2 separate regions of the Homo sapiens genome follow, and region 1 is linked to region 2. A link is a loop called in an ENCODE intact Hi-C map of the cell type or tissue named here. Cell type or tissue: ascending aorta. All regions are shown on one strand. Region 1 holds the start of ZNF84 (zinc finger protein 84). Region 2 holds the start of ZNF891 (zinc finger protein 891).

The links. Peaks named below come from ENCODE experiments on the same cell type or tissue, not always from the same donor. Only the 100,000 strongest peaks of a DNase experiment are listed, where the experiment ranks them.
Region 1: a loop joins it to region 2, with 7 times the contacts of the local background. A loop is called at or near these places in 30 of 110 quality-filtered maps.

The regions. Positions count from the first base shown.
Region 1 is chr12:133,035,414-133,040,413 of GRCh38, reverse strand. It overlaps ZNF84 (zinc finger protein 84), which reads right to left and starts at 2,905. Exons shown (of 5, transcript NM_001289971.2): 1 at 2,869-2,905. ZNF84-DT (ZNF84 divergent transcript) reads left to right here and starts at 3,192. Exons shown (of 3, transcript NR_110091.1): 1 at 3,192-3,645. RefSeq lists a silencer at 2,799-2,978 and an enhancer at 3,199-3,288. In ascending aorta, no CTCF peak of the experiment used is centred here; a DNase peak (open chromatin) is centred at 3,063; H3K4me3 peaks cover 2,915 bases; H3K27ac peaks cover 1,464 bases.
Region 2 is chr12:133,127,877-133,132,876 of GRCh38, reverse strand. It overlaps ZNF891 (zinc finger protein 891), which reads left to right and starts at 2,603. Exons shown (of 2, transcript NM_001277291.2): 1 at 2,603-2,650. ZNF10 (zinc finger protein 10) reads right to left here and starts at 2,250. Exons shown (of 5, transcript NM_015394.5): 1 at 2,123-2,250. RefSeq lists enhancers at 616-785, 1,868-2,147 and silencers at 2,198-2,437, 2,808-2,987. In ascending aorta, CTCF peaks have their summits at 2,621 and 2,835; a DNase peak (open chromatin) is centred at 2,506; H3K4me3 peaks cover 2,717 bases; H3K27ac peaks cover 2,400 bases.

The DNA of each region.
Region 1 (5,000 bases), 92 kb after region 2:
GTATTTTTTTTCTTTGTAGAGACAGGATCTCGCTATGCTGCCCAGGATAGTCTCAAACTCCTGGGCTCAAGCAATTCTCCCACCTCAGCCTCCCAGAGTGCTAGGATTATAGGCATACAACACCACACCTGGCTTCAGCATTCTTTTGGTATTTACGTGGTATGTTATCATCTGGTCAACTACACTAAAAATCTTAGCATCATTATCTTTGTCCCTTATAAGCAGCTCAGAGCTCAAATTTATTGGTGTTTAAAAAAAAAAAAATCCAAATTGGCCAGGAGCGATGGCTTACGCCTGTAATTCCAGCACTTTGGGAGGCCAAGGCAGATGGATCACCTGAGGTCAGGAGTTCAACCAGCCTGACCAACATGATGAAACCCCATCTCTACTAAAAATACAAAAATAAACCAGGCGTGGTGGCATGCACCTGTAAGCTCAGCTACTTGGGAGGCTGAGGCAGAAGAGTTGCTTGAACCTGGGAGGTGGATGTTGCAGCCCGTGCCATTGTACTCCAGCCTGGTGCAACAAAAGGGAAACTCCATCTCAAAAAAAAAAAAAAAATCCAAACCAACAGTGTGTCTTTTAACTGACAAATTGAATACATTTAATGTTTATTGTGGTTACTGTTTTTCCCCCCTCCTTTCTTGCCTTCAAAGCCTCAATTTCTGTACTTGCTAAAATGGTGAAGATAAAGTGGACCTCACAATGGGAGTCTAAGAAACAAATGAGGTGTTAAAAGGAAAGCGACTGGGGCCTTGTAATAACAGTTACAGCTAACATTCCAGTGCTTTCTGTATGTGAGACAATATACTAAGCATTTTAAATTTAACTCATGCACAACCCTATAAGGCGTTTAACATAATCTCCATTTTACAGAGAGAAAACTGGGACAATGAGTGATTGTAAAATGTGCCTGTGATTGCACATTTAGTAAGTAGCAAAATTCAAATGTTAATTCTCTATCCTGCTATGTTCAAAGCATGAATACTAAAGTCATATTGTCATTTGTGCATATCTACATGCACAAACACACACAACATAAATCCTGGAGTCAGCTCCTATTCCCATGCACACATTCAGTCACTAATTCCCACAAAAATATAAATGAAGGACGCCCTGCCTCAACTGTATCACACTAACAAGCAGCACTTTCTTTTTCATGCCTTTTTGTGGTTCAAACTTCAGTGCCAACTCAGAAACACACAGCAGTTTCTCCCAGTTATACAAGAAATGACTCCTTTATACCTTAAATTGTGATAATACATAAATCTTAGAACAAAAGCTGGCACACAGTCATACGAAACATATACTAGCTATAATTATTATTATAAAAGTAATATATGATGGCAAAATATAAAAAACATACACAAGCTAAATAAGAACTATTATCTATGATCTCACCACAGGTAACCATTCTTAGGATGATGGAAACTATTGTGATATTTTTCATACAATGGAAGCATATGGTCATATTTAAAAGCTGTTTTTGTTTTTTTCCCATTATGTGAAGAACATCTTTCCAGGTCAATAACCTTATTTCTGTAAGATATAAACAACTCACATAAAATAACAAAAAAATAAAATCCGACTCATAATTGACAAAATACATAAAATATGTAGGAATATCAAGACCCATATGAAGCATACTAAAAACACCAATGAGAACTATAAAAATAGAATTAAAGAAATTTATAATTCGATTTTATTCTGGGATAGGAAGACTTCAGATTGTGAAGATAATTTGACCTCAAATGATTTATATAACTCATCGACTCCAATCAGAATCTCAAAATTCTAAAGTTTATGTGTAAGAAAAAAGGTTCAAGAACAATTCGGACACTTTTTTTTTTTTTTTGACAGGGTCTTACTGTGTTGTCCAGGCTGAAGTGCAATGGCATAACCATAGCTCACTGCAGCCCTGAACTCCTGGGCTCAAGTGATCCTCCTACCTCAACCTACAGAGTAGCTGGGGCTACAGGCATGCCCTACCACACCGGGCCTGGATGCTTTTGGAAATACAAAATAATGAGTGTGAACAGGCCCACTGTAATACATACAAATTATAATCATTATAACATTTGACACTGGCTCCAGAGAAGTTATACAGATGAAAAAAAGCAAACTGTCTAAATATGCAAGAGTCAGCATGCAATAAATGTAGCATTTCAAAGCCATCAGTAAAATTAAATTATTTAATGAATACAAGAATATTTGAAAGAAAATAAACGTAGCTATTTCATACAACTACTTTCAGTGGGTTAAATTTTAAAATAATGGAAACCCTAAGAATGTCTACAAAAAAAAACCACAGGTGAATGAATATATGTATAATTTGAGGGGAGATTTCGCTACACCATACCAAAAGCAAAAGTCACTTAAAAAATTTAAAACAGTCAATAAATATAACCATTAAAAAATACACGGCCAGGAATGGTGGCTCACACCTGTAACCCCAGCGCTTTAAAAGCCTCCTTCGATAGCGGCAGAGCCAGGCTGCTGGTGGATGCGGTCCAGCAGGGCAGCCGCTCCTTAGGGCCACGGCGCGGCAAGCGGGCTGGCCCGAGGTCGAGGCTAAACGCGCCCGAGGCTAAACGCGCCCGAGGCTGGCGCCTCCACGCCCGCCTGAAAGGACGCCCAGGAGCGGCGCCTCCGGAAAGGCCGTGCCCGCCCCACAGCCCAGAATCCGCGCAGCTCCGCGGCCCACGGCATCTTCACGACCCGGCCCAGCCCCAACCCGCCCCAGACCCGCATCCGCGCGCGGACGCCCAGGGCCTTGAAGCCGAAGCTCCCCGCGGCCACTCCCGCGCGCCTCCCCCGCCATTCCCGGAGCCCCCAGCGCCGGGCCCGCAATAAACTCACTGAACTCACAAAAGACGCCGCCGCCGAGTCGCGCCCGCGCGCCCGCGGCCTCGCGATCACGTGACACCGCCCGTCCCCCGTGTCCCGCGCACGCGCCCAAACCGTCGGCCTTTGTGCGCTCCCGGGCGGCTCCGAACGGGCCGGGACGAGTCGGGGACTGCACACGCGCACACTCGCACGCGCGCACACGCGTACACTCCCCTCTCACGTGGCAGCGAAGGACAAAGAGGAAGAACGGGCCACCTGCAAGCATTACCAAGAGTGCATGTGCGCATGCGCGAAGGAAGGAGCCCCGCGAACTCAACTTCCCACAGTGCCCCGCGTCCGGAAGTGCCTGTCGCTTGGAGACGGAGTGACTCCAAACGGGCTCACACGGTTTTCTGAGAAACATAAAGGGAAACCGAATCCACCAATATATATATATATTTTCTTGAGACGGCGTCTCGCTCTGTCACCCAGGCTGGAGTGCAGTGGCGTGATCTCGGCTCACTGCAAACTCCGCCTCCCGGGTTGACGCCATTCTTCTGCCTCAGCCTCCCGAGTAGCTGGGACTACAGGCGCCCGCCGCCACGCCCGGCTAATTTTTTTGTATTTTAGTAGAGACGGGGAGTCACCGTGTTGCCCAGGCTGGTCGCGAACTCCTGAGCTCAGGCAATCCGCCCGCCTTGGCCTCCCAAAGTGCTAGGATTACAGGCGTGAGCCACCGCGCCCGGCCCACCAATACTCAATTGGTTTGACTTCAGTTGAGGAAACCAGAAAAAATTTAAATATATTTATGGAAAGAAGGTAAGAATTAACAGAAAAAAGTAAAGTTGATCCATAACTGGAGTCGTAGGGAGAATTATAGGTAAGTCACGATGCTTATGACAGCAAGATGGGGCCGGGGAGATGGAGGAGAGAGATGAAAAAAGAGAAATAACCATAGACACATAGGAAATTGAATGAAAATCCGCTCTATACTAATAAATTTGATAATTTGTGACACAAATGATTCTCCAGGACAACATGGGCCAAATTTGACCCAATTTTATCCACAATTTGAAGACAAATTCAGAGATCCTTTGCCAGAAAGCATCATAATGAGTTGCTTAGTGAATTGCTTCAAACATCCAGTGATTAGAGAATTCTTATATTTATTCCCAGAGGTAGAACTCACCAGTGAAGTACTAGCATAAAAACAGACGCATGGACCAATGTGGAACAGCGTAGAAAAACCAGAAATAACCCCATGCATATACAGTCAACTAATCTTAGGCAAGTCAACTAATCTTGTGTCAAGAATACACGATGGGGAAAGGACAGTCGCTTCAATAAATAGCGTGAGGAAACCGGATATCCAAATACTGCTACGCAAAAGACCTCATTGCCCGATGTGCACAGAAGCCAATACTATGGCACCAGGCGTTTGAGAAAAGAAAAGCTTAATTGCGAGTTGACCAACAAAGTGACAGGAGTTTAGTTCAAATCTATCTCTCTGTGCTGCCCTTAAGGCAGCACTATTGTGAAAAAAGGTTTAGAGGGTGGATTCTGGGATTCACAGGTGAATGGTGAAGGAAAAAGGAAGTCTGGAAAGTCCCCGACCATGTGCAGTTGTCTCTTCAAGCCTCTTCTTGGGTCCCATGTGCAAATTAAGGTAGAGTTAGTGTGAAAAGTGCAGTGGAAATTCAGGCTGCGACATCAGCAAGCTCATTCTGCATGGACTCCGTTTGGTTATATTGGTTTCAACTGATTTCAGCCAGTTGTATTATATTACAAACGGAGTTTCAGCAAACTGTTTCTTATCTGCCATCCTGTAAGCTCAAGAATTTCTGTTAGCCGGACGCGGTGGCTCACGCCTATAATCCTAGCACTTTGGGAGGCCGAGGCGGGCAGATCACCTGAGGTCAGGAGTTCGAGACCAGCCTGGCCAACATGGTGAAACCCTGTCTCTACTAAAAATACAAAAATTAGCTGGGCGTGGTGGTGCACACCTGTAATCCCAGCTCCTCGGGAGGCTGAGGCAGGAGAATCGCTTGAACCTGGGAGGTGGAGATTGCAGCGAGCCGACATCGCGCCACTGCACTCCAGCCTGGGCGACAAGAGCGAGACTCCATCTCAAAAAAAAAAAATTCGTTAGTCACTGGTTTCTTTAACTATTTGGG
Region 2 (5,000 bases):
AAGGTTTATAAGTATTCACTGTAAACTTCTTTTAATTTAGCTGTATGCTCAAAATTCTTCATAATAAAATTTTGAACAGGAAATGTTAGGATCAGTCAGCAAGGAGATATTGTGTGGAAAGAGGAAAAAATAATGCTCTTGGATGTTCATTACGAGTCAAAGAGGCACATACACAGACAAAGGTGGCCTATATCATATCTTGTCCCAACCTTGCTTCATAGCCAGAAGAATTAAAAGCCCTGGCTGACATGAGACATGCTAGAAAGAGTACTGCTGATGAAAGTAAAAGAGTCTCTTGTAGGCACAACAGAGATATTAACAATAAGAAATTTCTTTTTCCTTAAAATACTTTTTTTTTGAGACGGAGTTTCGCTCTTGTTGCTCTTGTTAATTTAAGATGTGTATCTCAAATCTCTGCCCTTGTGACTGGCATATGTTAATTAGCTGGGCATGGTGGCTGGCGCCTGTAATCCCAGCTACTAGGGAGGTTGAGGCAGGAGAATTGCTTGAACCCAGGAGGCAGAGGTTGCAGTGAGCCAAGATCGAGCCATTGCACTCCAGCATGGGCAACAAGAACAAAACTCTATCTCAAAAAAAAAAAAAAAAATTCTCAGATTTTCTTGACAATTGAATATAATCTATAAACAGAACTGTTTTTATTCTTACTCATCCTTTATTCTTCTAGTAAGAATTGCCTAGTAAGGTTTTGAAGTTTTTCTCATATAGTTCACATATATTTCTAGCTAAAATTATTTTCTTCCTATTGTGAAGACTTTTTAAAAATAAAAGTATGTGCTAACTTGTTGAGGACGGCAATCAATCTATTAGCTTATATATTTCCTTTTCAGTCACTTTACTACAAATTATTGATAGTAATTGAATCTCTTCTCATTTTGGGGACTTAATTAGTTAATTAATTAACAAGGATAATTTTGTAATCTCTTTTCCAGAAGGTAAGCCTCATATCTACTTAAATATTGTCCTAAGTAGAATTTCCAGACAGTGCTTATATAAAATACTGATAAGCAGAAATTCTCATTTAATTTATGATGTGTATCTCAAATCTCTGCCCTTGTGACTAGCATATACTAAGAGCTAAAGAAATGCATGCTGAGAGAAGTAATCAAAAAACAAATGTAACTTTCAAAAAGAGGCAGGAGCGTGTGCAACTTACCATCCAAGAGGCTTTGGAAGATGGGGGACAATTTTAGTAAAACAGAAGAGATTAGTTATGTCACAAGAGAAAAGTTAGTGTGGAGGTAATTTTCAAAAGGGTAGGGAGGATTTGTGCTATCCAGTTCTCGGAGACCTAACTGCAGTCATTTCTAACCTAATAACACTTGTTGGCTGGCATTCTGGGTGACATCCTGCCTTCCCTTTTACTTTTTTTTTTTTAATTAACAGTATCTTTCTGCAATTAATGTATAGCTGGAATTGAAATTGTTCACCTTCTGCATACACTTTGGGTGGGATCTACGTACGAAATCTTGATGTTAACCTTATCTTTGACACTCATATTATGTGTTAGATGGCGTATATATATCTAGTGTCAAGGGAAAATAAAAATATAGTAATTAAACTTATGATCTGTCTCTGAAAATAAAAAAAATAGATTAACCACACAAACACGCCTTCAGTTAATCTATCTGATTAAAAAACAAAACAAAGATGAGGAAGCTAAGAGCTAGAGATGCAGGATTTGTTTTTAAAAGACCACACACGAATCGGCGTCACTATTTCAACAAATACTAGAAAGGCCATATGCAAAATTTTAAACATCTATCCCAGCTGGGGGGAAAAATGGAAGTTAGACTAGAAGAAACCTTATTTTGTATTACTGAAAATATCTGGTTCAAACTTACCACCACCGCCGCCCACTCTGCGTCAATCTCCAGGTGCAGCCGTTATTCTCCACAGAACAAGAACGTCCGCCGTGAACGCCGGGGCCGCGCGAGGGACAGAAAGTGACTGAGGCAAGGGGTGACGATCACCGTTAAATTTTTTCATTGACGAAATTACCGTCTACCTAGAAATACGAAGCTAATACACTGCTACATTACTAAAGGGCTCAACACGCGCCTGATGACGATGCAAACACAAAATTCAGCACTTTCGTATATACCTGCAATAAGCAACTAGAAGGTTCGATGGGAGAAAGCGATCCCGTCACAAAGGCAGCAGCAACAGCAAAACAGAGAACGCGACTCCATTCACCAGCGGAGCGCGAAGAGCGGCGTCAGAGGTGAGTCTGAGGCCGGCTCGGCACGGCGGCGCCACCTCCCCGTGGCCTGACGTCACGCACGCGCACGCGCCCCGCCCCCATTGGTCCTACGCCCGCCCCTGCTGCGAACGCACGCACACGCACCCACAACACACACCGTTACGCACGCGCCCCAGCCTGGCGTTCAGGCCACGCTCCGCCCCCAGCCCGTCAGCCGCGCGCCCCGGGACCCTAGAGCCGGCGATTCGTCGCCGGCGCCGCAGCCGCCACTCTGTGCCGGACCCTGCGGGCCTTCGGCCCAGAGCGCGTCCGTGACGCACAGACCAGGCCCCTCTGCGGGGCGGCGCAGGAGCTCCTGGGAAACGTAGTTCGGCCTCGCGTCCCCCTCGGGCGGGACCGCGGACGCCTGGAGGCAGGCACTGAGGACGGGTGAGCATGCGGGCCTGTGGCTCGTTCACCCGGGACAAGTCCCTCGTGGGATCAGCCTGGCCCGCTGAGTTCTCCTGCGTGCAGGGATCGCCTCACGGGAGTCTGAGCAGCAGGGAGCCTGCCCGGGAGGCGGCGGTGGGAGAGGCCCTTGAGGGAGGAGGGGCTACTTACCGGGTGCGAGTGGAGCGCGGGGAGCGAGTGGGGACCAGGGGCGCGCGGGGCGGAGGGGTCCCGGGCTGGCTGCGGGTGCCACGCAGGGAGCGCTGGGGGGCCGGGGATGCGCGTTTGCCTCCTTCTCTAAGCAACACGGGAGGGCTAAAGGGTGCACGCCTCTGTCCAGCAGCCTCTCTTGAATCTCTAAACCTAGTAATGAGTTGAATCACAGCCATCGTTTTTTTCACCTATTGCCTTATACTGTGGTTGAATGCGATATGGTTTTATTTCTTTAATACTCTGGTGTATTCAATTGGCTGTTTCCCTTTGACTTCACCTATGCTCACAAGATTGTGTTTTAATCTTTTTGTGTACTATCCTTGCCCGTTATACTAACAAGATTTTACAAGCTTCATGAATAATTTGGACAGCACAGTCTCTCTTCTATTCTGTAAAACAGGTCACCACCCCTCACCGCCCCCCGCCCGCCTCCAAAAGTTTGGTGCTATTTGGTCTTAAAATATTTAGTACGCATTTAACTTCTGACTCAATTTTTTTTTTTTTTTTTTTTGAGACAGAGTTTCGCTCTTTGTTGCCCAGGCTGGAGTGCAATGGCGCCATCTTGGCTCACAGCAACCTCCGCCTCCCGGGTTCAAGTGATTCTTCTGCCTCAGTCTTGTGAGTTGCCGGGATTACAGACATGAGCCACCACGCCCAGCTAATTCTGTATTTTTAGTGGAGATGGGGTTTCTCCATGTTGGTCAGGCTGGTCTGGAACTCCCGACCTCAGGTGATCAGCCTGCCTCGGCCTCCCAAAGCGCTGAGATTACAAGCGTGAGCCACCGCACCCGGCCCTGACTCAATTTTTTAAAAAGTCTCATTGATTAGGTTTTTTAGTTCGTATTCTGTTTTAGATACCTTTCCTAGATAATTGTTTTTAATCTAATTTTTCAAATTTATTGGCATAAAATTGCCCATGCTATTTTATCACTGTAAGTAATTTCTATGGTGATTTTTAAAATCACCACTTTTTAATATTTTACTGCTGTAATTGTTATTTTTTTCTTTTTTGAACCTAATTATCTAGGCCTTTTTTTCTTGATTACTCCTATAAGGTATATGTGTACATAGTCTTTTCAAAAATGTAGATTTGGTTTTGGTTTTTTTGTTGTTTTGTTTTGGTCTTTTTTGGGGAGGGGGGTCCTATTACAGTAAGTTTTGCTCTTAATTTTTAAATTTTTCTTTTACTTTGTCTCTGTTTTTCTACTTTTTTTTTTTTTTCGAGACAGAGTTTCACTCTGTCTCCAGGCTGGAGTGCAGTGGCGTGATCTCGGCTCACTGTAGCCTCTACCACCCGGATTCAAGCGATTCTCCTGCCTCAGGCCCCACCACGCCCGGCTAATCCAGCTAATTTTTGTTTTTGTTTGTTTGTTTGTTTTTGAGACAGAGTCTCTCTCTCTCGCCCAGGCGGGAATGCAATGGCAGGATCTCTGCTCACTGCAACTTCCACATCCCGGGTTCAAGCCATTCTCCTGCCTCAGCCTCTGGAATAGCTGGGATCACAGGCGCACACTGCCATGCCCGGTTAATTTTTTGTATTTTTTAGTAGAGACGGGGTTTCACGGTGTTGCCCAGGCTGGTCTCGAACTCTTCAGCTCAGGCAATCCGCCCGCCTTGGCCTCCCAAAGTGCTAGGATTACAGGCGTGAGCCACCGTGCCTGGCCATCTGCTTCTTGATTTGACTGGGTAATTAATTTACTACTCTTTATTTGTGCTCCAAGAAATGTGTGTGTACATTTTTAAGAGCTGAATATGTTAAAAGACTCATAATAAAAACAGGAAACACCTTAACCCCATCTCTTCCCAGTGGCAACCACTTGGAAATATTTAAGCAGTTCTGGCTTCGAACTCCTCTCAGTATTTTTTTATTCACCGATTTGTGACATTATTTTAAAATTTTTATCATGTTAAATAAGAACTTTGGCTGCCTTCTTTCTACATCCTTAAATCACAATGTAATTATTTTACAAATATTATAATGTAGTTCTCCCACAAATTTTGGATAAATATGTTCAGTGTTTTCATTTGATGACTACTCTTTAGTACTGAGCCATAATATGTTTCTTTCTTGTGCAAGGTTTACCTTTCTTGTTTTTAATGACTGCCTTTTTTATTCATTTGCTTAGTTTTTCTTAAA